Regions from separate parts of the Mus musculus genome. Here regions 1, 2, 3 and 4 are each linked to region 5. A link is a loop called in an ENCODE intact Hi-C map of the cell type or tissue named here. Cell type or tissue: heart. All regions are shown on one strand.

Region 1 (5,000 bases), 49 kb before region 5:
TCTGAGTTCCAGGCCAGCCTGGTCTACAAAGTGAGTTCCAGGACAGCCAGGGCTACACAGAGAAACCCTGTCTCGAAAAACCAAAAAAAAAAAAAAAAAAAAAAAAAAAAAAAAAAAAAAAACCAAAAAAAAAAAACCCCAAAAAAACAAAAGAAACAAACAAACAAACAAACAACTGAGATTTCAGGTATAAACCTCCAGGCTGGTTTATGTGTTTCTAGGGATTGAACCCAAGGCTTCAGGCATGCTGTCCTCTACTGGCTAAGCTAAATCTCCAGCTAGTGATTTCTTTCCCGTCTCTCTCTTTCTTACATTGGGGATTAAATCCAGGCCTGGGTGTGCTCCATCTCTGAACTACACTCCCAGGTTAACCTGATCGTTTAAAAAAAATGTCTGAATGAGTTGGGCGTGTCGGCAAAGTTCTTTAGTTCCGGGAGCTCAGGAGGCAGAGGCAGGCAGATCTCTGAGTTCTAGGTTATCTTGCCCTGCAGAGTGATTTCCTGGACAGCCAGGACTAAATTGAGAAGCCCTATCTTGAAAAAAAAAAAAATGCTTGAATGCATTACAGATCTTCTTAAAAGCTCTTGTTACCTGATGGTAAAAGTCACAGTTGTGCAACTCAAAACACCGGTTTGTTCCAGATCTTTCTGACCCTTATCTCGTCCCACTCCTTCTCATTTCTTTAGCCACTTGGGGTCCCCTGTGTTCCTGGCAGTTGACAATTTCTGTAGTAGCCCTCCACCCCAGCAGTGCTTCATGTTCTTGTCATCCACTGTTTTACTTTTCTAAATGTCACCTGTCATCACCTGACATTTAGTTTCTGTTCCCAAGGCACAAAAGCTCTGCTACAGCAGGGGTGTTGTTTGTTTTGCTCCATGGATTTCTCCCAGTCTCCAGAACAGCACTGTGTTATGTCTGCAACATAACACTCAATGCATTTTTTGTTTTGCAGAAGACAAACACCTAGTTGCTCAGACACAGTCTTTTTTTTTTTTTTTTTTCCAGACAGGGTTTCTCTGTGTAGCCCTGGCTGTCTGGGAACTCACTCTGTAGACTAGGCTGGCCTTGAACTCAGAAATCCACCTGCCTGCCAAGTACTGGGATTAAAGGCATGGGCCACCACACCCAGCTAACACAAAGTTTTAAAAGTTCTTTAAATTAAATTTTTTTTTCCTTAAGATTTTCATTATCTTCCCTGCATCTGGGTGTGTATGTGTATGGAGGCTTGCCACAGTGAATGCCTTGAGGCCAGAAGATAACCTTTGTAAACAGGTTGTCCTCCATCACTTGGGTCCTCAGGATTGAACTCCGTCTGGCAGGCTTGGCACCAAGCGTTTTTACCTGCTGGGAACTGAGTCTCTCCCCTCCCCCCAGTGGAAAATAACAAATACTTTCAGAATGAAGTTATAGCCACAGCATCTATCAGGAATTTCAACTGTAGGGAATGATTGATGACAAGGTTCAAACACTGGCTCTACAGATGCGGCAGATCATATAAGCACGTGGTCAGGTGGCCGATTAACTGCATATTCATGTTCTGTGTTCACCAGTGCATAAACAGATGGTGACCCAGAGCCGACTTCCTGGATGACTATGCTACGACTTGGACAGGGGTGGAACCTCGAGGCTTGTGCCTAGGGCAGGTGACACCCACAGCTCAGGGTTAGTGCCGAGCCACTCCCACTGCCAGCTCCTTCTCCTAGGGTGTCTTATGACCAGCTCTCCCAGGAATCCTCCCCGCCTGACACTGGCACTTCGCCTCTGACAGTTTCCGATAAAGAATCTCTGTGATCAGGGATATTCCGTTGACTAAATGAGTATGTGTGGTACTTGTTCATAAGTGTTCATGAATGTTTAAAATATGTATTCGTGAGTGGGAAGTGAGATTTGTTTAAATCAAATTTTAGGTGCAACAACTCCTATACTAGACCTCTAGGTGGTCACCAGTACTCGTTGCACACAGCGCTTGGAACAGGTTATCCCTCCATGCCGAGCTCCCGCCTTCTCACCCAGCCAAAAATTAATATTCATTTCTCCTTAAGCCCCAGACTTCCCCTTCCAGAGCCCTTTACAAGCGTTCCAAGCTATGAGCCATGACCTGCCTGTCATGCACAATCCTGAAACTCCATTCCAGTCACTAATTCCTAAAGTCTCCACTGTCACTCACAGACTTCCCAGCCACCTACGTCAGTCTCCATTCCCAGGAGCGCTCCTAGGTCTCCGCTTAGGCTCCGCCCTCTCACGTAATCGTAGCCTACTGAAGCTCTTACCAGGCCCGCCGGAAGCCCCGCCCCGGGAGGTTGCTAGGCTCCGGCAGCCGGAAGTCCCGCCTGTGGAGTAGTCGTCGCTGCCGCCGCCGCCTCCGTTGTTGTTGTGGTCGCTTCGCCGAAGTCCGCGGCTCGAAGAGCCGGCTCCGTCGCTTCCCGTCGCCATGAAGTGGATGTTTAAGGAGGACCACTCTCTGGGTAAGCGCGGTCGGCCTGCGGGGCCCCAGATCGCGGCCCCTCCCCCACTCCCGCCGCCCTGCCGGGCCCGCTGGGTCGCCAAGGCCCCGGCATCCTGGCGCCTCCCACGGACCCGTGTCGCCCTACGTGGATCTCGCTGGGAGTTCCTGAGGGGATCTGTGGCGAGGGACTCCGGGGCTAGGACTCGGGGCGTACGCACGCAGGCAGGTTGCGGGCGGAGAAGGGCGGACAGGAAGAAGGGGTTCCGGCAGCGGCGGCCCTGCTGTCCGGCAAGTGCGAATGTCAGCCTGGTTTTCTTCTTCCCCAGAACACAGATGCGTGGAATCCGCGAAGATCAGAGCGAAGTACCCCGACCGAGTTCCGGTGAGTGTGGACTCCCCGCCCCCTCACCCCGCTGTCACCCTTAGCGTCTAGGAGAGGTGTCGGGCGGGCGCGCTAGGCCGTGCAACAGTTGAGAACTTAAGGTCTCAAGGTGTAGCCCAGAGACCGAGGACAGCCTGGGGTTCCGCCGGCCCAAGCTTGGGGCTTAAGGGGCTGGTGCTGTCCAGGGGCACCAGTGCTGAATCTCCCGATCTAGGGCAGCAAGCTGCTTGCAGCCTCTCGGCTCCCTCACCAATTATGTAAGGAACCGTGTTCTAGGACAGGGCAACAGGTCACTGCCACTTTGGGGAATGATGGTGGAGGGAGACTGGCATTTGGGGTTGGATACGGTAGCATCCTTTCAAGGTAGTCATCTTTAACGCTGGACCTTTAACTTCGAGTTTCTCTTTACCCTGATTCTGCCATCCTTGTTTGACTAACAAATCTGAAATGCTCTCGTTTTGCCTCTAATCAATAAGTATGTTGCTTTATTTCTGCTTTCTGCCCTAGTTGGGGCGATCGTTTCTGATATCACTATTGATTTTTGAAGGACATAAAGTCTTACTATTGTAGTGCTTTGCTTGTAAACAGTCCCTTTGAGAAGCAGGAGGATAAATGTTAACTGTTCAGAGAGAAGCAACAGGCCAAATGAAAATGTCGGCTCTTGGGTGGCTGTAGTTGTATAGCTTTGCCCTTAGTTCATCCATTTCTTTCCAGTGTTGTTGGGGATTGGAATGCTCTAACAGGGTCTATCTATGGATCAAAAGATGACAGATGAAACCCTAGCCAGATCAATCTTTTCATCGGCCTAGATAAAATGTTAGAGAGCTACCCTTGCAGTGGGGTGGCACGTGCCTTCAGTCCCAACATTCAGGGGTCAGAGGCAGCTGATCTCAGAGTTTGGGGACAGCCTGGTCTACAGTTCCAGGACATCTGGGACTAACAGAGAGACCCTGTCTCTGGAAGAAGATAGAAAGCTTTGTAGCTGTGCTTCTCTTACAAACGCTGAGATCAGAAATGAGGAATATCAGTCAGCTCTGGGCCTCCAGAGCGGGGCTTCTTGAGCTGTGGGCATATTGATTTACTCATCTGTGCCGTTTCCCACACACTGCCTTGTCCACACTCTGCTCATCAGACTGGAGCAATCAAGCCCTGTGGGTAAGTGCTGGAGCTCGCTCTCCCTCGCCGTCCCTCTCACAGTGCTGGGAACCAGGTAGCAGCCTTTGTGGATTCCAGGCAAAAGTTGCTCTGTGGAGGACTGGCCTGAGCTTCTGACCCGTCTTTCCCAGGTGATCGTGGAAAAAGTCTCGGGCTCTCAGATTGTTGACATAGACAAGAGGAAGTACTTGGTCCCCTCGGACATCACTGTGGCTCAGTTCATGTGGATCATCAGGAAAAGGATCCAGCTTCCCTCCGAGAAGGCCATCTTCCTGTTTGTGGACAAGACAGTCCCACAGTCCAGGTAAGAAGTGTTTGCTAGCTGGGCCTGTGGCTTGGAAATCCATTCGCCGCTTATAAAACTCAAACCATAGGAGGTGTTCTTAGTACAACTTCTTCCTTTCCTTTTCCTTCCTTCCTTCCTTCTTTCCTTCCCTCCCTCCCTCCCTCCCTTCCTCTCTTTCCCTATCCCTCCCTCTTTCTCTCTTTTGGTTTTTCAAGATAGTTTATTTCCTCCTTTTTTTAATTAGATATTTTCTTTATTTACATTTCAAATGTTATCCGGAAAGTTCCTTATACCTCCCCCCATGCCCTGCTCCCCTACCCACCCACTCACACTTCTTGGCCCTGGCGTTCCCCTGTACTGAGGCATATAAAGTTTGCAAGACCAAGGGGCCTCTCTTTCCAATGATGGCCAACTAAGCCATCTTCTGCTACATATGCAGCTAGAGACACAAGCTCTGGGGGTACTGGTTAGTTCATTTTGTTGTTCCACCTATAGGGTTGCAGACCCCCTTCAGCTCCTTGGGTACTTTCTCTGGCTCCTCCATTGGGGCCCCTATGTTCCATCCTATAGATGACTGTGAGCAGCATCCACTTCTGTATTTGCTAGGCACTGGCATAGCCTCACTGAAGCTATATCAGGGTCCTTTCCGCAAAATCTTTCTGGCATATGCAATAGTGTCTGGGTTTGGTAACTGATTATGGGATGGATCACTGGGTGGGGTAGTCTCTGGA
Region 2 (5,000 bases), 110 kb before region 5:
ATGTCTGGCTTCTTTTTTTTTTTTTAAAGATTTATTTATTTATTTATTTATTACATGTAAGTACACTGTAGCTGTCTTCAGACCCTCCAGAAGAGGGAGTCAGATCTCATTACAGATGGTTGTGAGCCACCATGTGGTTGTTGGGATTTGAACTTCGGACCTTCGGAAGAGCAGTCGGGTGCTCTTACCCACTGAGCCATCTCACCAGCCCTATATCTGGCTTCTATTACTTTTTTTTTTTTTTTAATGAAAGAATGAAAGGAAAGGAGTGGCTTCTTGCATGACACATAGGTAAAACTGGAATGATGTGGAGATTCGTACGGCCCCTGCTCAAGAGTGACACACAAATTCATGGAGCCCTTCCATATCTTTATAAGCACAAAAGAAGAGTCTAAGGAACAGAAACTGCTCTGAGAGCATAAGAGTGTAAGGTATGACAGCTCACACCTGTAATCTCAAATCTGGGAAGAGAAAGGAAGATTACTGGTAAGTGCAAAGCCAGCCTGAGCTGTCTCAAGTTGAGGAGGGGGCTGGAGAAGTGGCTTAGTGATTAAGTGTGCTTCCAGCTCCTCCAGAGGACCTGCCAGGAAGCTCACAACAACCCAGAGGACCCGTCACCCTCTCCTGGCCTCTGAGAGCACCTATACATATATGCCTCTCACCTCCCCTACCCCTCACACATATATTTTTTTTTCAAATGCAGCATTAACTATGTTTTTTTGGTTTTTGTTTTTATGGTTTTTCGAGACAGGGTTTCTCTGTAGCCCTGGCTTGTCGCGTCCGCTCTCGACCAGCAAGAACGACACGACCACCAGTCCTTCTAACAGCAGTTTATTCAGTCCTGATTCTTCTTGTTTATATCTCCCCCGAACCCTGGGCCTCTCACTCCTTTTATACTCTCTCTCATCCACGCACCGCAGGCCACGCCCCCTCGCCAGTCACGAGGCTTCAGCTAATCAGGGCAGCAGGGGCAAATCTCCACCAAATTGGATTCACCTGTATCCTGGTACACCTGCGCAGCACTCAAGATGTTTGTGTCTTATATGAGGAAGTCAGGTGCAAGTCATATGACTTAGCTGCAGTCCCTGGCACCTTTGGGACTGCCGCCACACCCGCTCCCCACACTGGCTGTCCTGGAACTCACTTTGTAGACCAGGCTGACCTCAGAAATCCGCCTGCCTCTGCCTCCCAAATTCTGGGATTAAAGGCATGCACCACCACCGCCCGGCCAGAATCAATTATGAATCAAATTAAAAAACAAGAGCTTGGGCTGGAGAGATGGCTCTTCTAGACATCTGAGTTCAATTCCCAGAACCACATGGTGGCTCACAACCATCTGTAATGGGATCTGATGCCCATTTCTGGTGTGTCTGAAGACAGTGACAGTTTAAAATAAACTTAAAAAAAAATACACTCTGAAAAATACTAGCCGTGCATGTACACACGCGCGCGCGCGCGCACGCGCACACACACACACACACACAAAACAAAAACAACCCTGTCTGGTAAAACAAAAAACCAAACCAAACCAAGAACAACAACAACAAAACCTTGGTCCTTCGTGATATGATAAAATCATATACTGGTTCAGTACTTATGCAGAAAGCCTGACTTACTTTAAGTTAGGAAATGGGGCTGATGAGATTGCTCAGCGGGTAAGAGCACTGACTGCTCTTCCGAAGGTCCTGAGTTCAAATCCCAGCAACCACATGGTGGCTCACAACCATCCATAATGAGATCTGATGCCCTCTTCTGGTGTGTCTGAAGTCAGTTACAGTGTACTTATGTATAGTAATAAATAAACCTAATAAATTTAAGTGTGCTTGCACACGCATGCACACACATATGCAGGCACACAGTAATAATAGCTTTTTTATATGTATGAATGCTTTGCCTATCCATATGTCTGTGTACCACATGGTGCCCTTGGAAGCCCAGAAGGTGTCAGATCCCTTGGAACTGGAGTTACAGACAGCTGTGAGCCACCATGTGGGTGCTGGGTATCAAACCCAGTTCCTCTGGAAAAGTAGTCTGTGCTGTTAACCACTGAGTCATCTCTCCATCCCACATCCCAAAGATAAAGTTGGAATAGAGAAAATGAAAAGAAGGAAGAGAGAGAGAGAGAGAGAGAGAGAGAGAGAGAGAGAGAGAGAGAGAGACCTTCCATGGGGAGATAGTAGTACCTAAAGCTAAATCAAGTAGCTTATAAGGGTAAGGACAGCCCATCTGATTTGGGCATAGAGATCATAAAGAGTCAGTTGTGGTGACACACACTCATAGGATATGCTGAAGAAACAGGCAGAAGGATTAGAAGTTGGATGTCAGCCTGTGCTATATATTTTGTGAGACTTGATGGCACATGCCTTTAATCCCAGCACTCGGAAGACCAAATAAGGATCTTTGGAAGACCAAAGATCTCTGTGAGTTCGAAGCCAATTTGATCCACAGCTGAGTTCCAGGATAGTCAGTGAGGATATACAGTGAGGCTGTGTTTAAGAAGAAAATATTGTTAGAGCCTGGAGGTGGTGGTGCACACCTTTAATTCCAGCACTCAGGAGGCAAAGGCAGGTGGACCTTTAAGTTGGAGGCCAGCCTAGTCTAAGGAACTAGTGCCAGGACAGCCAAGGCTAGATGGAGACACCTTGTCTCAAAAAACAAACAAACAAATGGTCCTGTTAATTCACTTCTGTGGGGTAGAAGAGTGGGCCAGGAAGATTCCAGTTCAAGCTAACGCTAAGGACCAGGTCAGTCACTAGAGGGCAGTGTGACAGAGGCCTGCCTGGGAAGGGTGGGGGAACCCTGCCTCTCACTTGATTCTGGCCAGGAATGTTTCCATATCGTTATGACTGCTGGTGGGAAATTAAACCCCCCTGGAAGCAAGCATGAAGGCATGCTTATAATCTTGAACAGGATAAAGACTTCAGAGAAAACCACCAAATCCAGAAGCCATAGGGAAAGAGCTCACGTATAATGGAGTCTGAATGTGCTGGCTTGACTTCCTATACTCAAATGCACAGCCCACTGAGGTATTTGGGTTCTGTTTTGTTTTTGGTTGGTTGGTTTTGTTTTGTTTTTTTTGTTGTTTTGTTTTGTTTTTTGTTTTGTTTTCTGAGACAGGGTTTCTCTGTATAGCCCTGGCTGTCCTGGAAATCACTCTGTAGACCAGGCTGGCCTCGAACTCAGAAATCTGCCTGCCTCTGCTTCCCTAGCACTGGGACTAAAGGAGTGTGCCACCATAGCCCAGCTGCCAGTCAAGTTTTATACATTAAAACGTGCAGCTGGTGTATATCAATTGCATCACAATAGAGTGTATGAAGTGTTGCTTTGGGTTTTGGTTGTTTGTGTGTGTGTGTGTGTGTGTATGCTTGTGTGCATGTTCATGGCATTAGGAGGATTGTCAGAGGACAACTTTATTTATTTATTTATTTATTCTTTTTAAAGATTTATTTATTATATGTAAGTACACTGTAGCTGTCTTCAGACACTTTCTTCTCTCTCTGGCCCTGCTCACTCCGGTCCAAAGATTTATTTATTTAAAGACACTATAGCTGTCTTTAGCCACCCCAGAAAAGGGCATCAGATCGCATTACAGATGGTTGTGAGCCACCAACTCAGGACCTCTGGAAGAGCAGTTAGTGCTTTTAACCACTGAGCCATCTCTCCAGCCCCCAAGAGGGCAACTTTCAAGAACTAGTTATCTTCTTCCACAACCTGGGTGCTGAAGACTAAACTCAGTTCACCAAACTTGACAGCAAATGGGTTTAGTTACTGAGCCATCTGACCTGCATTTTTACCCCCAAAGATGTGTTTATTTCTTTTTTTTTAAGATTTATTTATTCATTTATTATATGTAACTACACTGTAGCTGTCTTCAGACACTCCAGAAGAGGGCGTCAGATCTCATTACAGATGGTTGTGAGCCACCGTGTGGTTGCTGGGATTTGAACTCAGGACCTTTGGAAGAGCAGTCAGTGCTCTTAACCACTGAGCCATCTCTCCAGCCCGATGTGTTTATTTATTACTTTATCTGTGTGTGTTTTGCCTGCACGAATGAGTACTATGTGTGTGGAGTTCCTATGGAGCCTAGAAGAGGACATCGGTTCCCCTGAAACTAGAGTGACAGATGGTCTTGAGCTGGGAGTTGAACCCAGGTCCTCTGCAAGAGCTGCCAGTACTCTCTTCAGTCACATACTAGGAATTTAGAGCTGTTCACTAGCCAAACTCCTAGATCAGTGATTCTCACCCTTCCTATGGCTGTAATACTGTCATCCAGTTCCTCACGTTATGTTGCCCCCCCAACATAAAATTATTTTGTTGCTACTTCATAACTGTGTTTTTTGCTCCTGTTACAAATTGTACTGTAAATATATGTGTTTTCCAATGGCCTTAGACAACCCCCAAAGGGGTGGAGACCCACAGGTCGAGAATCACTATCCTAGACACGAACAAGGACAATATTAGCATGATTCCAGGTGAAGGGAGGCAGCCTTTGCACACGGGGCTCTGGGAACAGGGTACCGCTCATTGATGTAGGGACATCACTCATTGTCACCTGTTTGCAAGCTGGTCTATAATAAAATGAGGTTTGAACAAAAGGATTTTCCATACCTGTCACCAGGTGGTGCGCATACATACATGTAGGCACTCACACATACCCACGAAATAAAATAAAAAGAGGTTTCTTATGCAAACATTAAATTTGAGCTGAAGGCAATTAAGAATTAGCAAATACCACCAGGTGCAGTGGCAGGCCCTTAATCCCAGTCCTTGGGAAGCGAAGCCAGGTGAGTCTGGTCTCCACAGGAGTTGCAGGGCTCCAAGGTTACATGGTTAAGACCTTGAGTAAACACTGAAAAGAACTAGTAAGTGCCATTGGGCCAGAGAAGTGGCTCAGGGGGCAAAGGTACTTGCCATGCAAGCCCAACAACCTGAATTCAATCCTGGGACCCCCCAAAACTTGTCTCCCCAACACTCCGTGCCCCACAAGTAAATAAATAAAA
Region 3 (5,000 bases), 56 kb before region 5:
TTTCTCTAAGTGCATGAAATTTCAACAAAACGCTTCCACTGGCATTCAGACGTGCATGACTTAAGTCTGGGCCTCACGTCTGTAGTCCCAGCTTCGTAGCTGGCTGAACTGGGCTTACAGCTTGGGCAGGCAACATAGCAATAACCCATCTCAAAAAGAATAAAAAAGCTGTAGGATTTAGTTAAAGCTTTGTTTATTCACTTACTAATTTTAATAGTAAAACGATTGGAGCAAATTAAAAAAAAAAAAAATCAAGGATGGGTAATGAGATAGCTCAGCAGGTAAAGACTCCTGCAGCCAACCCTGGGAATCCAAGCTGGATTCCCGGGACAGTGACAGGAGGGAACTGACCCCTCCAAGTTGTCTTTTGACTTTACATGCCAGCGCTACGCTTTTGAGACTGAATAGCCCTGAGCTTGCTGTATAGGTCAGGGAAGGGGGGGGGCAATCCTGCCTCAGGTGGAGGTTAGAAACAAAATATTTACTAACAAACACCTAGTTAAAGTCATCACTCTGCCCATGTCATTATATGAACGGCAAGGGATGACCGTAAGGAAGCACTTGATTTATGCGAAAGTAAACACTAAACTGCAGCCAGTAAAATGTTTCCCTTACACAGGAGACAGCTGCAGTGTGGCAAAGAGTTGAGAAGCCTAACCCAGACAGGCGTGGCTTGGCTAGAGCAGGACCTGAGAATTCAACCAATCACCGCTTGCCCCGCCCTACCCCGCATCAAGTCTGCATAAAAACACTGGTACTTTCTGTCTTTACAGCTTGGTGATGTTCAAACTCAGCAGCGTACTGGGGTGTACAGAACTCCGCCTACAAGCCCTCAAAGGGGTTTTTTCTTCAGCCACCTTTCCATTCAGAAAATGACCAGCACCAGAAACAGGCTCTGGACTCTTGTTGTCCGGCAAACACAGTGCCTGCACGGCTGCCTTTCTAGGGAAACCTGGAGAAACTGAATAAAACTATCTAGAAAGTTAAGCATGCGCAGGCCAAAGGGACTTTTGTTTCCAACCCTCGTGGCTCCTTAAGATCCAAGCTGTGGGACTGAGAGTGGCTCAGTGGTTAAGTCCTTGCATGCAAGCACAAAGCCTTGGGTTTGATTCCCAGCACCCCATATACCCCAGCAGGGCGTTGCATAGCGAATCCCCGGCACTGGGAAGGTGAAGGCCGAGTATCAGTTGTTGAAAGACGACTTTGGCTATATAGTTTAAGGCAAGCCTGGGATACACGAGACTCTGCTCTCACACCCGGTCAAATGACCCAAACTGGGATCTCACTCCATCCTATCACCCCCAGGATCCGGGCGGGAACCACGCACCGACACGAGCGGGACGCGCAGGTGAGCCCCCTGCAGCCGGTTGAAGGTGGGGAACGTGCTCCAGGCGAGGAAGGCTTCAGGCTCCGGCCCCAGGAGAGCCACGAGCAGCACTTGGTGCTGGAAGCGCACGTTCGGCTGCTCCTCGTAGCTGCTCCGCTTCAGCCAAAACCCTGCGGGAGACAAGGCGGGTTGGGGGGAGCCAGGTTAGGATTGCCGGCCTGGGCCCGCCGGCCGCGCCGTGTGGCCCTCCAGGCCCGGGCAGGCTCACCGTGGCTCCGGAAGGCCACCAGCAGCGGGGGGATGTAGGTGAGCGCGGTGGTCAACAGCAGGAAGAGCGCGGCCTTGGAGCAGAGCCCCGCGCGGTAAGCGCGCTCGATTGGGTGAGAGAAGAGATGGTACAGCGCCATGAGCGCAGGGCCGCAGCGCCGAGTCTCCACGGCAACCGACGGCGGGCAGAGGAACCAATAGCAGGCATGCAGGCCTCTAGAAGGGGGTGGAGCTAGCAGGAGGAGGGTCCTGTGTTAGTGCTGTGCCTGCGCGTCTCTTCAAGAAGGCAACTGTATGGGCTGGTGAGATGGCTCAGCCGGTAAGAGCGCTGACTGCTCTTCCAAAGGTCCTGAGTCAAATCCCAGCAACCACATGGTGGCTCACAACCATCCATAATGAGATCTGACGCCCTCTTCCGGAATGTCTGAAGACAGCTACAGTGGTGTACTTACATATAATAAATAAATCTTAAAAAAAAAAAAAAGAAAGCAACTGTAATGATATTTTCACTCACCAAAGTCTGTGTCAATTGTACAAAATCAGACGTGCATAGATGTTGACATCACCCCATAGATCATCTATTAACTCATGACATAAGGATGGTTGATGTAGCTTAGTTGGTAGAGGGCTAGCCTACTATACAGGAAGCCCTGAGTTCATCTCCAGCACTTCATTAAACCAGGCACCTTGGCCCACATCTGTAACACTAACAACTCTTCAGGTGAAGACAGAAGGATCAGAAGTCCAAGGTCATCTTTAGCTACATTGTGAGTTTGAGACCAGCCAGAGATACTGGAGACTTTGTTTCAATGCAAAAACTCCATTGAGGTTCATACTGAAGTCGGGACATTCCTATAACAAGGCCACCGTCCTAGAACCAGGTACTTTTGTCTTCAAGGTTAATGCTTTCACTATGCCCCATAGCAGGAAAGATAGAAAACAGGAAACAAACCCCCTGATTATTTAAAGGTTAGAACAAAAACAAAAAATAAAAGGCCGGGCGTAGTGGTGCACGCCTTTAATCCCAGCACTCAGGAGGCAGAGGCAGGCGGATTTCTGAGTTTGAGGCCAGCCTGGTCTACAAAGTGAGTTTCAGAACAGCCGGGGCTACACAGAGAAACCCTGTCTCGGAAAAAAAAAAAAAAAAAAAAAGGTTAAAGGGTATTTTACTAAATGGCTCCTTCTGTTGTACTTTGTTAGCTATAAACACTGATACTGTCTTCCCCAAAGTTAGCATTAGCTGATCACTTAGGTAAATACTAACACCAATATCTTAACATGGAAGACAGATTTTTACCTGTTTGGAAGTAGGGTCTTACTATGTAGCCTGTGCTGGCCCTCAATTCTCCTTTCTCCAGGTCCTCTGCAAGAACAATCGGTGCTCTTAACAATTGGGTCATCTCTCCAGCTCCCACCATCTATCTTAATTCTGGAAAGGCTGTCCTCTGACCTCTACATGCCTGTCATGGTGCTCATCTGCATCTATGCACAAATAATGAATAAGTAAATGTAGTGTAACATGTAAGTAAGCTGGAGAGGCCGGTTTTCCAGAGGATCAAGGTTTGACTTTCAGCACCCACACAGGGGCTCAGAGCCAACTGTAACTCCAGTCCTAGGGGATCCAACAGCTTCTGTGGGCACTGCAGACACATGGTCCATAGACACACACGCAGGCAAAACACCCAAACACATGTAGTTAAAATAAAGGTGTTGGCACACAGCTTTGATCCCAGTGTTTAGGAGACAGAGGCAGTCAGATCTCTGAGTTCTAGGCCAGCCTGGTCTACAGAGTGACTTCCAGGACAGCCAAGGCTACAATGAAAAACCTTGTCTCAAAAAATAAATAATAATAATAATAGGAAATATAAATGTATTTTTAAATTAAAAAATAAAAACTGTGCTTAAATAACCGTTTTGGAATGGCTGAATGTAATGTAGATTCTTTGTGGTGGTTGTTCTCTGAGTAAGAGAATGTTTGCCTCCAAAGAGTCGACAGAAGGAAACATACACTGTCGCTAAGTCACCGGTGAGACAGGGAGGTGACTGTTACGAATTTAGAAGTATAAAATGGTTTAGCCTTAGCTGGGTGTGGTGGTGTATACCTTTATTCCCAGCACTGGGGAGGCAGAAGCAGAGACAGAGGGAGGTGGATTTCTGTGAGTCCCAGACCAACCCAATCTACATTGTGTTCTCCTGTCCCTGAAGTTTGCCTCAAAAGATGATAAAGTCATTTCCTTCCAACTATGTATTTCAGATGGGAGTAGGGGGTTCATACCTGAAATCCTAGTGTTTTGAAGGCTGAGACAGGAGGATCAGGTGTTTAAGGCCAAGCTTGGCTACAAAGCAAGCCTGAGGCCAGCCTGGGCTACATGAAACTAGCACAACCATCCAAGCCAGGCTGGTTCAGTAGGAAAGAACACTGGCAGCATAAACAGGAGCTCAGGAAAAAGCCAGATCAGGATGTGTGTGCCTGTAATTTCAGGATGGCTGGGGCTTTTGGTGACTGCTAGACTAGCTCCAGATTCAATAAGAAACCCTGTCTCAGAGGAATAAATGATGTGTGGTAGGGAGAGACCCCTGATATCCTACTGTGACCATCACATCTATACACGTGGGCACAGGCATCCACATACATGAATGTATAAACCACAAGCATAGGAATTCAAGTCCAGTCTTGGCTATATTGTCCTGGGATACACACACGAGACCTTGGTCATAAACAAAATTAAAGAAAACATCCAAACAGCATCACCACCAACAGTAAAAACAAACAAACAAACAAACAAACAAACAAACAAACAAACAAAACGGAATGGAACCCTTAGTTCTTTTTGTATCCACCACAGGAGCTCCTCCTTGGAGTCTTGGGTCAGGTTAGCACTCCTGCCTCAAGACTGGCCAGCATTTCTTTTGCCTAGTCACTTCCTAGTTCTTTCCTTGAGCCTGTATTTTCTTTCCTTGGCTTTGTGCTGGCCCCTGGCTGTCTTACACTGTCCATGTCTGCCTCTGTCTCCATCATCCTAAGTCCATCCTGCCTGACTTAATGGTCTGCCATGATGGTTGATCTACCTCCTACTGCTCCACTCACCTCCTCCGTTTGCTGCCCCCATGTAGAAGGCATCCAGTGCCTTAGAATATTTGAGAAAGCTAAATGCAATGACCAACACATGGATGCTTTAATGAAGGATGAACCAAAAGAAAAAAAGGTACCATCTGAGCAAATAAGACAGAAAGACATTGCTCCTCATCATAGTTGTCGTGGGACGTGCCTGCCTATTGGGTGATGAACAGTGGGTTTCTCCCTAGGAAGTGTACTTAGCTCTTACATGCTTTTAAGGGATAGACACAGGTCTTGGACTGGGATAGTGTAACCAAACCAGCTCAGTCAGTCAACAGTTTCTCCAGG
Region 4 (5,000 bases), 310 kb before region 5:
TAATTTTAAAAAAATTTATGTGTAGGGGGTGTGTGGACTGCAAGTAAGTCTGTGCCCCTTTTGCATGCAGTACCCTTGCACGTCAGAAGAGGGCGCCAGAGCCCCTGGAACTGAAGTTACAGATGGTTGTAAGCTGACATGTGGGCACCAAGAACCTGACCCTGGGTCCTCTTTAAGAGCAATTGAGGCAGGAAGCCATTCTGAGTTCTACGACAGAGATCCTGTCTGAAAAACAAAGCAAACAAAATAAAACCTATCATGATTCAGCAGTGGAAAGATCCGACGAGCTCAGCGCCACCTTAAGCTACCAACACTTCCCCCACAAAAAGGGAGGGCACCTGGAGCCACATACACAGTCAGCCATGCAAGCCCCGAGTCCCGCCTTACCGTAGTCTTGAGTAGTTTTGCTCCAGAGACTCGCAGCCATGGTGGTTGAAGTTTTGAAGGAAGTAGCCTGAGACCTGCAGGAAACTTACCAGGGAAATCTTAAGCTCCAGGCTGGAGAAGGGAGGGAGGGAACAGAAACCCAGGCAGGCAAAGAGAAACAAAGTAGGTTTCAACATGGTCGGGGGTTTGAGTCTGAGAGACCAGGGTCCTTGAGTTCTCACAAACTAATTGCTGTACACTGACGGCAGAGGAGGGAGGTGGGACCTTGCCCAAGACCAGGCCCTTCAGCTGTATTCTCTTTAAAAGAATGGCCAGCGGAAGGCTCTCTGCCACCCACAAAACACAGCTAGCTCCACCTCCTGCAGTACTTGTACAGGAGCCGCTGTTGTAACATCGTACCCTGGGTGAACGCAGGCGCTTCCTGGATAAGGCTTGACTGCTGGGTTTATATATTTTCAGCTGGTAGAAAGCAAGGTCACCTGAGTGGGGATGAGAGCGAGGCCTGATTAACATGGGCTGACTGGAAACAGGCAGGCCAGTCACAGCAGCCCCTAATTGGCTTGTTTGGTTTTTGTTTTGTTTTGTTTTGTTTTGTTTTTGAGACGGGATCTCTCTCTAGCCCTGGCTGTCCTGGAACTTACTATTTAGACCAGGCTGATCTCGAACATACAAAATTCCACCTGCCTCTCAAGTGCTGGGATTACAGGTGTGCACATGGTAGCCGGTATTTTTTTCCCTAGTTGTTATGTATATTTGGATGAATTTGGGAATATGAGTCTGTTTTTTCTTTTCCTTGAGTTTTTTTTCTGGTTTGAGACAGGTTCATGTTGTAACTCCAGCCTACATACCCCAGGCTGGCCTTGACTTCAGAATAGGGCACCACGTCTCCTGGAACCAGAATTACAGACAGTTGTGAGTCCCCATGTGGGTGCTCAGGTCTGGTGGAAGGGCACAGTGCTCTGAGCCATCTCTCCAGCCCCAGATTACCCTTGAACTCAGGGTAATCTGGGCTCAACTAAACCCCACTCCCCTCACCCTTCTCAGCCTCTGTAGTGCTGGGATTCCATACATGAGACACCACAACCACCCCAACTCTGCCTTCCAAGTGTAAGTTTTGTAATAGTTAAGTACAGAGCAAGTGTATTTGATGAGAAGTTATCAGGTAAATAGAGATAGATGTGTTAGAGATACAACTTATACTCAGGGTCAAAGAACTCTCTTGCAAACTATCAAATTCATAATTTCAAAATAAAATTCAAATGGTTTAATGTTGAAATGATGATATTAGAGTATATTGGAGTAAATACATTTTTAAAATTAGGTCGCCTATTTATTTTTTTTTTTCCTTTTGGTTTTTTCCAGACAGGGTTTCTCTGTGTAGCCCTGGCTGTCTTGGAACTCACTTTGTAGACCAGGCTGGCCTCGAACTCAGAAATCCACCTGCCTCTGCCTCCCCAGTGCTGGGATTAAAGGCATTCACCACCACCGCCCTGCAGGTCACCTATTTTTTGATAAAGTACAGAACTGGGTTAGAAAATGACTGCAGTTTTAATACTGACCACCAGGTGGCAACCCTATCTCAGAACTGCTATGTTCAGCCTCCGCCAGAAGGACCTTGCCTGGAGAGAAATGGACCTAGGTTTGTGTTTGCTGTTCTGGTTTTATATTAATTACACCTTACACCTGGCCTGGTTGTGATCTTTGAGGTGCCTTATTTCAAGTCTTGCTTCTTCTCTGCTTGGCCTTTCACCTTTTGTTTTACTTTTCACAAATTCCACCCCAAACCAAGGCTGTTTCATGTCCTGAGTGACTAAGTTGTCCTGGCAGCCTTCGCCTCAACGCCATACCATCAAAACATCTAATATTCTACAGGGAAGAGAAAAAGTATTGTGAAGAACTTTGAGAAATGCAGAAAGGATCCCAGCCATGCTTACCAGCAGGCTGGGCTAGTATAACTCTGGCTGCCTCACCCAGAACGACCCAGAGACAATGGAGAGGAAGCCGATTTGAACCAGGAGCTGTGGTCAGGGCTGTGGCCAGTGGCTGAGGCTGAGGCTGGGCTGTGGGAAGATCAAATGGGAAGGAAAGGGCCTGAACCTGCTGTTTCTCCTCACTCTGACACCTTGGGTAGGAGGTGCCGGCCCCAGGCCCACCTCAAACAGCTTCTTCGTCCTCAGAATACGGGGGTCAGGTGCAAGTGAGGAGCCAGGGACAATGGGAAGGACACCCCCTGATTCCCATCCTGTTCCTCCAAGTCTCCTCTGGATGTCATGAAAAGACGAAGTGTTTCCCTGGTGCTCGGGCCTGTGGGGCTCTTCCACGGGCTCACCCACCACTTCCATCTGCCTGATTCTGAGACTTGGATCCCTTCCCTCTGCTCTAGTAGAGTTATAATGAGAAAATACTTGAAAAGAAAGCCCACTCATTGGGATTACAGATTCTGTTAGAAATAGGAACATTGGTGGACGTGGGCAAGATTCAAAACAGGCAAAAATAAGCCTAGTAAACAAAAGATATTAGTGATCAAGTAATAAAAGCCATTAAAGAATCCAGTAGGGTGCTGGGAAGTGGTGGCGCACGCCTTTAATCCCAGCACTTGGGAGGCAGAGGCAGAAGGATTTCTGAGTGCGAGGCCACCCTGGTCTACAGAGTGAGTTCCAGGACAGCCAGGGCTATACAGAGAAACTCTGTCTTAAAAAAACAAAAGACAAAACAAACAAACAAACAAACAAGATCCAGATCGGAGAGAGGTGTGTGCCTTCCTTCCTCAAAGGTCCAGACTAGAATGGAGAAGCAGAAAATCTCTCACAGGTGTGCCCTGCCCTCCATTTCTACATTGTAGTTCATTCCAGATGTAGCCAAGTTGACAACCAAGAATAGCCATAATACTCTGTCCCAAACAGAAACAAAACAAAACAAAAAATCCAGGTGTCAAAACTAGAGTTATTGTCAGGGGAATGGTAGGTAGGTAGCACATGCCTATAATCCCAGCACTCAGGAGGCTGAAGCAGGAGGATTGCCATTACTCTGAGTACAGAATGGACTCCATAGTGAGTGTAGGGCCAGCCTAAGTTACAGAGTAAAATTCTGTCTCAAAACAGACAAACAACAAAAACAGTCTGTTGTGATTGCAGTAACAATAATAGGTGACCGCTCATAATAAAATCAGTGCTTCAGAGAAATTAGTGAGTTGGGTCAGGGTAAGGAATGCTCTTAGAAACAAGAGAGAGAGAGAGAGAAAATAAGACAAGTGATGTGTAAGATCAGATGCCAGCACTCAGATAACTGCAGGCCAAGTAGCCCGAGTATAAAGTTAAAGAGATATAAATCTCCATTTGAAGAAATAATGGAGGTACATTCCTCAGATTTCAGAAAAGATTCAGTTTACCCAGAGGTAAAACAGGTGGCTGGCGTCCTGTAAACCTGTAGTTCCAGTTTTCAGGGGCTGAGACAGAGTGACCCTGGGAGGCTGAGACCAGCCTGGGCAACCCAGCGAGATCCGATATCAAAAACAAAAACAAAACAAAATAAAACAACCCCGCCCAACACACATTTGAGATGGCAAATGCTCCGAGATCTCTCTCTCTCTCTCTCTCTCTCTCTCTCTCTCTCTCTCTCTCTCTCAAGGTTAACTTATTTATTATATGTAAGCACACTGTAGCTGTCTTCAGACACCCCAGAAGAGGGCATCAGATCTCATTACGGATGGTTGTGAGCCACCATGTGGTTGCTGGGAATTGAACTCAGGACCTTTGGAAGAAGCAGTCAGTGCTCTGACCCACTGAATCATCTCGCCAGCCCTCCCCACTGCTTTCTAATTCACGCTACCCCAGATGCTGCCACAGGCTGCAGGAATGGCGCTGTGGTGGGAAATCAGCGCAGTGGCTGCCTCAGGAAGAGTCCGCAGACAGACAGGGCGGCTCCGGGACTTCTGCTAGCAGCCTGTGTGCTCGCGGTAGGAGCCCTCCTCAAACTGCACATTCCTGAGCTGTGCACCCTGCTCTCCCCTGAGACGTGCACCGGAGCAAGAGGGGGAAGATTGCTCAGAGGTAACTAGCAGGGGTCGCTGGGAAACAGGAGTTAAAATCTTCAGGACCCAATTAAAAGGCAGGTATGACCCTACATGCCTGTAATCCCAGCTTTAGAGGACAGGGGGCTCCAGCGAGCTCGTCGGCCCACCATACTCTCTGAAACAGCAAATTTCAATTCACAGAGAGAAGGTCCTGTCTCAAACAAATTAAAGTGGAGAGTGTCAGAGAACGACATCAGAAAGTCTCCTTTGTTCTCTATATTCGGCATATTCTGGAAGGAGCATCCACACATCACATCACATCACATCGTCTAGAGATGAAGCTCAGCTGGTAGGATAATCCTCAGATTAATCCGCACCATCCCATAAACTGGGTGTTCAAGAGTGAATTGGGGAGAGCAATATTACATCACACGAAAGGGCAATTACGGACCAAACGTTCCTCATAGATACAAATGAAGACAAATCTTCGGCAAACCACAGCTGAGTGAATCCAATAGTACATTAAAAGGATTATATGCCCTGACCAAGCGGGATTGGTCCCAAGTGTGCAGAGGGCGATTTGACTGAGGGAATCATCAGT
Region 5 (5,000 bases):
AGTTCTGCGAGACATGATCTGCATTAGCGCCAGCTTCCTAGAAATGCAAACCCCGTTCCAAGACCGAGACTATTTGGGGAGTGTAGCTTTACCTCTGGAAACTCCTTCTGGCTATGATCTCAGCATGGCTGTCATTGAGGATGTCCCCTGTGGCAAAGACAGGACATATATTGTAATGAAGACGTGGCATCGAGAGCCTGGAAGAACATCCAGCAGGCCCCCACGCCAGCACTCAGGATGACCATGTTACCCTTGGAGGGCACTGAGCTTGTGTTTCTCAATATATGGGACCATAAGACACTTTGGATAGGGGGAAAGCCTACAGGATATAGGAAGAAGTGGGCGTGGTGGGGCATGTCTTTAATCCTAGCATTTGAGAGGCAGAGGCTGGTGGATCTCTGTGAGTGTGAGGTCAGCCTGGTTTATACAGGGAGTTCTAGGCCTGCCAGGGCGACACAGAGAGACTTTGTCTCAAACAAACAAACAAGCCAGCAAAAATATACAAAATCGTTTAGCCACAAGATGTCAAGAATACCCCTGCCCATGTGATGATGACCAAAATACTCTGGACAATGCCAAAGACACCTTGAATACAAAATTGCCAGTGACTGCCAGGTCCACAGTAGTATATGTAACCCAAGGTTTAGGCAGGAACACCATGAGTTCCAGGCCAGTCTGAATGACATAGCATTTTATAGATACGCCTGGCCTATATAGTAAGATCTTATCTCAAAATACTAAGTATAAGCAAAACAAAGTACCTCTAGTCGAGAACCACTGATTTAGAGAAATGATTTTTTAAGTGCTTCAAGATTGAATCTAGGGTCTTACGCAGCCAGGCAAGTGCACTGCCCCTGAGCTACTGCCCCAGATTCTCTCAATTTTTAAAAGATATCTATCTTATTGTACTTTTATTTATTTTGTATATATGTGCCATGGTGTGTGTGCATGTGACACAAGATGCATGGTGACATCAGCGGACGATTCAAAGCCTCCTTCTTCTACCGTGTGGGCTCAGGGAATCAAGCTTACCTTGAGGCTCGGTGACAGGCAGGGTCTCACCTTGAAGCTCTAGCTGGCCTGGAGCTCATCAGAACGCCATAGAAATCCACCAGTCTTGGCTTCCCAAGTGCTGGGCTTACAACCATGCACCACCAACCCTGACACTTACTCTATTTATTTATTTTTGTGACTTGGGGGTTTCACTAAGCTGGTTAAGTTCTTCTTCAACTCCACCTGTGGCCCAAACAGGCCTTGAAATTTAGATCCTCCCCCTGCCTCAGCTTCCTAAGCCACTGAGATTACAGGCTTGTGCCACCCGGTTACAGAAATCTTGCGTCTGCAACTCAGGGATGGAGATCTCTTATACCACGGCATCATAGTCATGCTCACGGTGACACATTTCCACAGCGGACGTGACACTGTCCTGGAATACAGGAGTGACGGCTAGGAGGACGGAAGGGACGTCAGCATTCTTGCTGATGCCGAAGGCCTGTTCATGGTTGCTTGCCGGCTTCCGAAGCTCCAAGGCTGCCCCTTCTCCCTACTAAGCCCGACTGCCTTCCAGATGTAGCGTGGGATGACTGAACTCAGGAACCTTTGGTTCAAACCTGAGAGCGCTGACTGCCTTTCAGAAGCACAAGCCTGGGGATTTCCGCCCCGATTTGGATTTCTTTTCCTTCTTTTCTCTTGAGGCAGAGAATTTACTATGCTGGTCTTGAACGTCTTTGCCACAGCGTCTAGTGTGGGGTTGACAGGGATGCACCACCATGTTCATGTTCAGCTCTGGATTCTCATTTTTTAAGAAAATGAATGGTCAGCTGGGTGGCGGTGCATACCTTTAATTCCAGTGCTAGGGAAGCAGAGGCAGGCGGATGATCTCCGTGGGTTCGAGGCCAGCCTGGTCTATAGAGTTCCAGGACAGCCAGGGCTACACAGAGAATCCCTGTCGCAAAAAAACAACAACAACAAAACGAAGCCAAAGAACGGTCTTCGGATCCTGAGGACAGTCAGTGGTGAATGAAGGGTCAGCCACTCTAAGCAGCATGGCCCCATTTCCTTGACAAGGTCAGTATGGACTTAGCACAGAGACTACTGTTTAGAGCCCAGTCTTTGCTTACCGCTCTCTCGCATCTTGGACTGGCCTATGCATTTTGTTCCTGTTCCCATTGAGACAACTTCCTTTGTCACTGAGAGGAAAAAACAAAACAAAACAAACAAAGCATTAATTAAGCGAGTGGACTCTCAGAGGCTGAACACTTCCTAGTGTTTCGGTTTAATAAGTCCACATTCCTCCGTTCTCTGGAGGATTCTCACAGATGGAGTCAACGGGACTGCAGTTCCCTTGGGGTGGTTTGTCGCCACCAGAAGTACTGCGCCACCTGGTGGGCAAAATGGGGAAAACACCTAACATAGTTCCCATAACCCAGTAAGTTGCAATGGTTGCTGACAGGGAGAAAGAAAGGGGCTCTCACCTTGCACTTCCTTCTCAGGGATGTCACAAGCTTGGTTAGCTGAAGCCTGAATCTTCACCACAGCTGCCAGCAAGGTCCACTCACGATTTGGCTCAGGCTTCCCCTGCTTGGGCAGTCTGACGTTATAGTGTGCATAGCACAGCTGAGCGATCTCATCCGCGGTCCACATAGGTGGAGCTGGAGCTGAGGCCACTATAGAAAGCCAAATCTATCAGAACAGAAAGGAGAAACAGCGTAGTAAGATAGAACCTCACTCCAACACTCCAGCCATCTCTAGTGAAGCCCCACGGTGCTCAGACTAAGGTTGTTTTTTTTTTTTTTTTTTCTTATTAACCTCCCTCCCTTCCCATCTTTAATGAAGAGTGAAGCCCAGGGGCCGGGCGTGGTGGTGCACGCCTTTAATCCCAGCACTGGGGAGGCAGAGGCAGGTGGATTTCTGAGTTCGAGGCCAGCCTGGTCTACAAAGTGAGTTCCAGGACAGCCAGGGCTACACAGAGAAACCCTGTCTCAACAAACAAAACAAAACAAAAAACAACAAAAAAAGAGTGAAGCCCAGAAGACAAGCTATTTCTTCAAGATCAACACAAATGATAAGTTAATGAATGTGGCCATTCTATGTTTTACACTGTCCTCTCAGATTTCAGCTTGCTTTGGGCATGTTAGCACCTTACAAGGTTTCTTTTGAGACAAATGTTCTTTTCCTCCGTTTCTAATCTACCTCACTCCAGCAAATTTCCAAAGTCTCTCACTGAAAGCTCTCACAGCAGCTGTGTTTAAGGGTGTGGGCATGGAGTTATACTTTCTAGGTTTCAATCTCAGTTTTAATACAGATGAACTGTGTGATTCCTGGGTAATTAGTTTTCACATCTGTTAAAACATGACTAATAGTATTTAACATTTTTTTTTCTAGACAGGGCTTTTCTGTGTAACAGTCCTGGCTGTCCTAGGACTTGCTCTGTAGACCTGGGTGCCCTGGAACGCACAGAGATCACCTGCCTCTGCCTCCTTTGTGCTAGGATTAAAGGCACGTGCCACCTAGCTAGTATTTAACATCTCTTATAAATACTTAAAAAGGCAAATGTCTATATACTGTGATTAGCATTCAGAAGATACAACATTTGGTGATCTGGGAAATTTGTATTGGTGGCAGAAGAGAAGCAATGTAACGGGCACACCAAGCCACTTCCATACAACCTAACAGAACATTATGCAGATCAGATCTGAAAGAGGCCTACAGTTGGCAGAAGAAATTCTCTCACTCTTGGCTGTTAGCGCTCACTGGATATAGCTCGACTTCAGTCGATTATATAAAAAGCTCCGTAGATGAGCTCACGCGATGGCTAGAGATGGCAGAGCATTTGTAGAATAAACAACAGAATTGTTTTTTTTGTTAGTTTGTTTTTTTTCTGAGCTCTGATGCGATGTTTTGGCAAGGTATTTCTAAGACTTCTGCAAAATGCAGGCACATTTTGCAGTAAATGGTAATGACTATTCTGGCAGGGGCTGACAGAGATTGTAACTTTCAAGTCTAACGCAGAGAAGTCTTGTATTTCTAGAAGGAATCCCAGAATCCTGTTAGTTCCTGATAGGCATCACAGAAGTTTATTTTATGAAGGTAGCCATCTGCCATTAAATTCGAGGTACACATTAGAACTACAAAACAAGGGGACGAAGCGGTCCAAACTACATCACGTCATTCACGCAGTTGTCGAACGTTTCGATATTTTGGGTCCGCTGTAATTCATCTCTACAACCCCAGGGCTCCTTCATACGAAGCAGCTCACAACAGGTATTGCTTTGGCTAAAAATAACAGTGCAAAGGTTGAAAAAACAAACAAACACTTCTTTTCCCACCCTTCCTACCGCAGGGCTGGAGAGCCTAGCAGGGCTGAGACCCCTCCCCGTGGGAGCAGTGGACACAGGTCCTCACAGTCTCCCCCCACCGCCCTCCCCTCGGCCAACTGTGTAGAGCTAACCCCGAGACGCCGATCCGGAGTCCCTCACACCCTATTATCCACGCGCCGCAACCTCCACGCGATGCCCCTCTACCGCCACGCTCGTTTAACCAGGTTGCGCAGCGGAAGTGACGCCCTAGAGGGCCGCTCCGGTCAAGCTCTGCCCGCAAAGCACGCTGGTCTTTGTAGTCTGTGGGAACGGTGCAAAGGGGAGGAAGCCGCCTCCGCAGCAAAGACCGACTTAGCTCGCATCTCATCAAAATTTTGAACAGAACTATAAGCAGATCCTCTGACAGTTTCTCACCTCAGTCATGGGCTTGGATGACCTGGCCCTCACTCATTTCTCTCATAACCCATTGTTATTCTTCAAATCGTTTCTTTTTTTTTTTTTTTTTTTTTCGAGACAGGGTTTCTCTGTGTAGCCCTGGCTGTCCTGGAACTTACTCTGTAGACCAGGCTGGCCTCGAACTCAGAAATCCACCTGCCTCTGCCTCCGGAGTGCTGGGATTAAAGGCATGAGCCACCACTGCCCGGCTCTTCAAATACAGTCTTATGGACATATATGCATGTA

What was found. Hi-C counts contacts between places; a loop is a spot of excess contacts. Peaks named below come from ENCODE experiments on the same cell type or tissue, not always from the same donor. Only the 100,000 strongest peaks of a DNase experiment are listed, where the experiment ranks them.
Region 1: it touches region 5 in a loop (3-fold over the local background); 19 of 42 quality-filtered maps call a loop at or near these places.
Region 2: a loop joins it to region 5, with 7 times the contacts of the local background. A loop is called at or near these places in 19 of 42 quality-filtered maps.
Region 3: a loop joins it to region 5, with 2.4 times the contacts of the local background. A loop is called at or near these places in 19 of 42 quality-filtered maps.
Region 4: it touches region 5 in a loop (3-fold over the local background); 2 of 42 quality-filtered maps call a loop at or near these places.

Annotation. Positions count from the first base shown.
Region 1 is chr8:111,938,388-111,943,387 of GRCm38, forward strand. Gabarapl2 (gamma-aminobutyric acid (GABA) A receptor-associated protein-like 2) reads left to right here and starts at 2,316. Exons shown (of 4, transcript NM_026693.5): 1 at 2,316-2,465; 2 at 2,773-2,828; 3 at 4,115-4,287. The coding sequence starts at 2,432. In heart, a CTCF peak has its summit at 1,956; DNase peaks (open chromatin) are centred at 1,644, 2,254 and 2,934; H3K4me3 peaks cover 2,311 bases; H3K27ac peaks cover 1,921 bases.
Region 2 is chr8:111,879,036-111,884,035 of GRCm38, forward strand. No RefSeq gene overlaps it. Among named protein-coding and RNA genes, the nearest start is that of Tmem170, 4.9 kb to the left of the region's middle. In heart, a CTCF peak has its summit at 2,754 (motif pointing right); no DNase peak of the experiment used is centred here.
Region 3 is chr8:111,932,033-111,937,032 of GRCm38, forward strand. Tmem231 (transmembrane protein 231) reads right to left here and starts at 1,781. Exons shown (of 7, transcript NM_001033321.2): 1 at 1,596-1,781; 2 at 1,328-1,497. The coding sequence starts at 1,734. In heart, a CTCF peak has its summit at 1,969 (motif pointing left); DNase peaks (open chromatin) are centred at 709 and 1,799; H3K4me3 peaks cover 1,726 bases; H3K27ac peaks cover 672 bases.
Region 4 is chr8:111,676,328-111,681,327 of GRCm38, forward strand. No RefSeq gene overlaps it. Among named protein-coding and RNA genes, the nearest start is that of Mir7076, 11 kb to the right of the region's middle. In heart, CTCF peaks have their summits at 85 (motif pointing right), 1,957 (motif pointing right) and 4,538; no DNase peak of the experiment used is centred here; H3K4me3 peaks cover 400 bases.
Region 5 is chr8:111,987,731-111,992,730 of GRCm38, forward strand. It overlaps Adat1 (adenosine deaminase, tRNA-specific 1), which reads right to left and starts at 4,572. Exons shown (of 10, transcript NM_013925.5): 1 at 4,451-4,572; 2 at 2,475-2,682; 3 at 2,121-2,189; 4 at 93-147. The coding sequence starts at 2,643. In heart, CTCF peaks have their summits at 2,375 (motif pointing left) and 4,543; DNase peaks (open chromatin) are centred at 2,371 and 4,571; H3K4me3 peaks cover 1,297 bases; H3K27ac peaks cover 932 bases.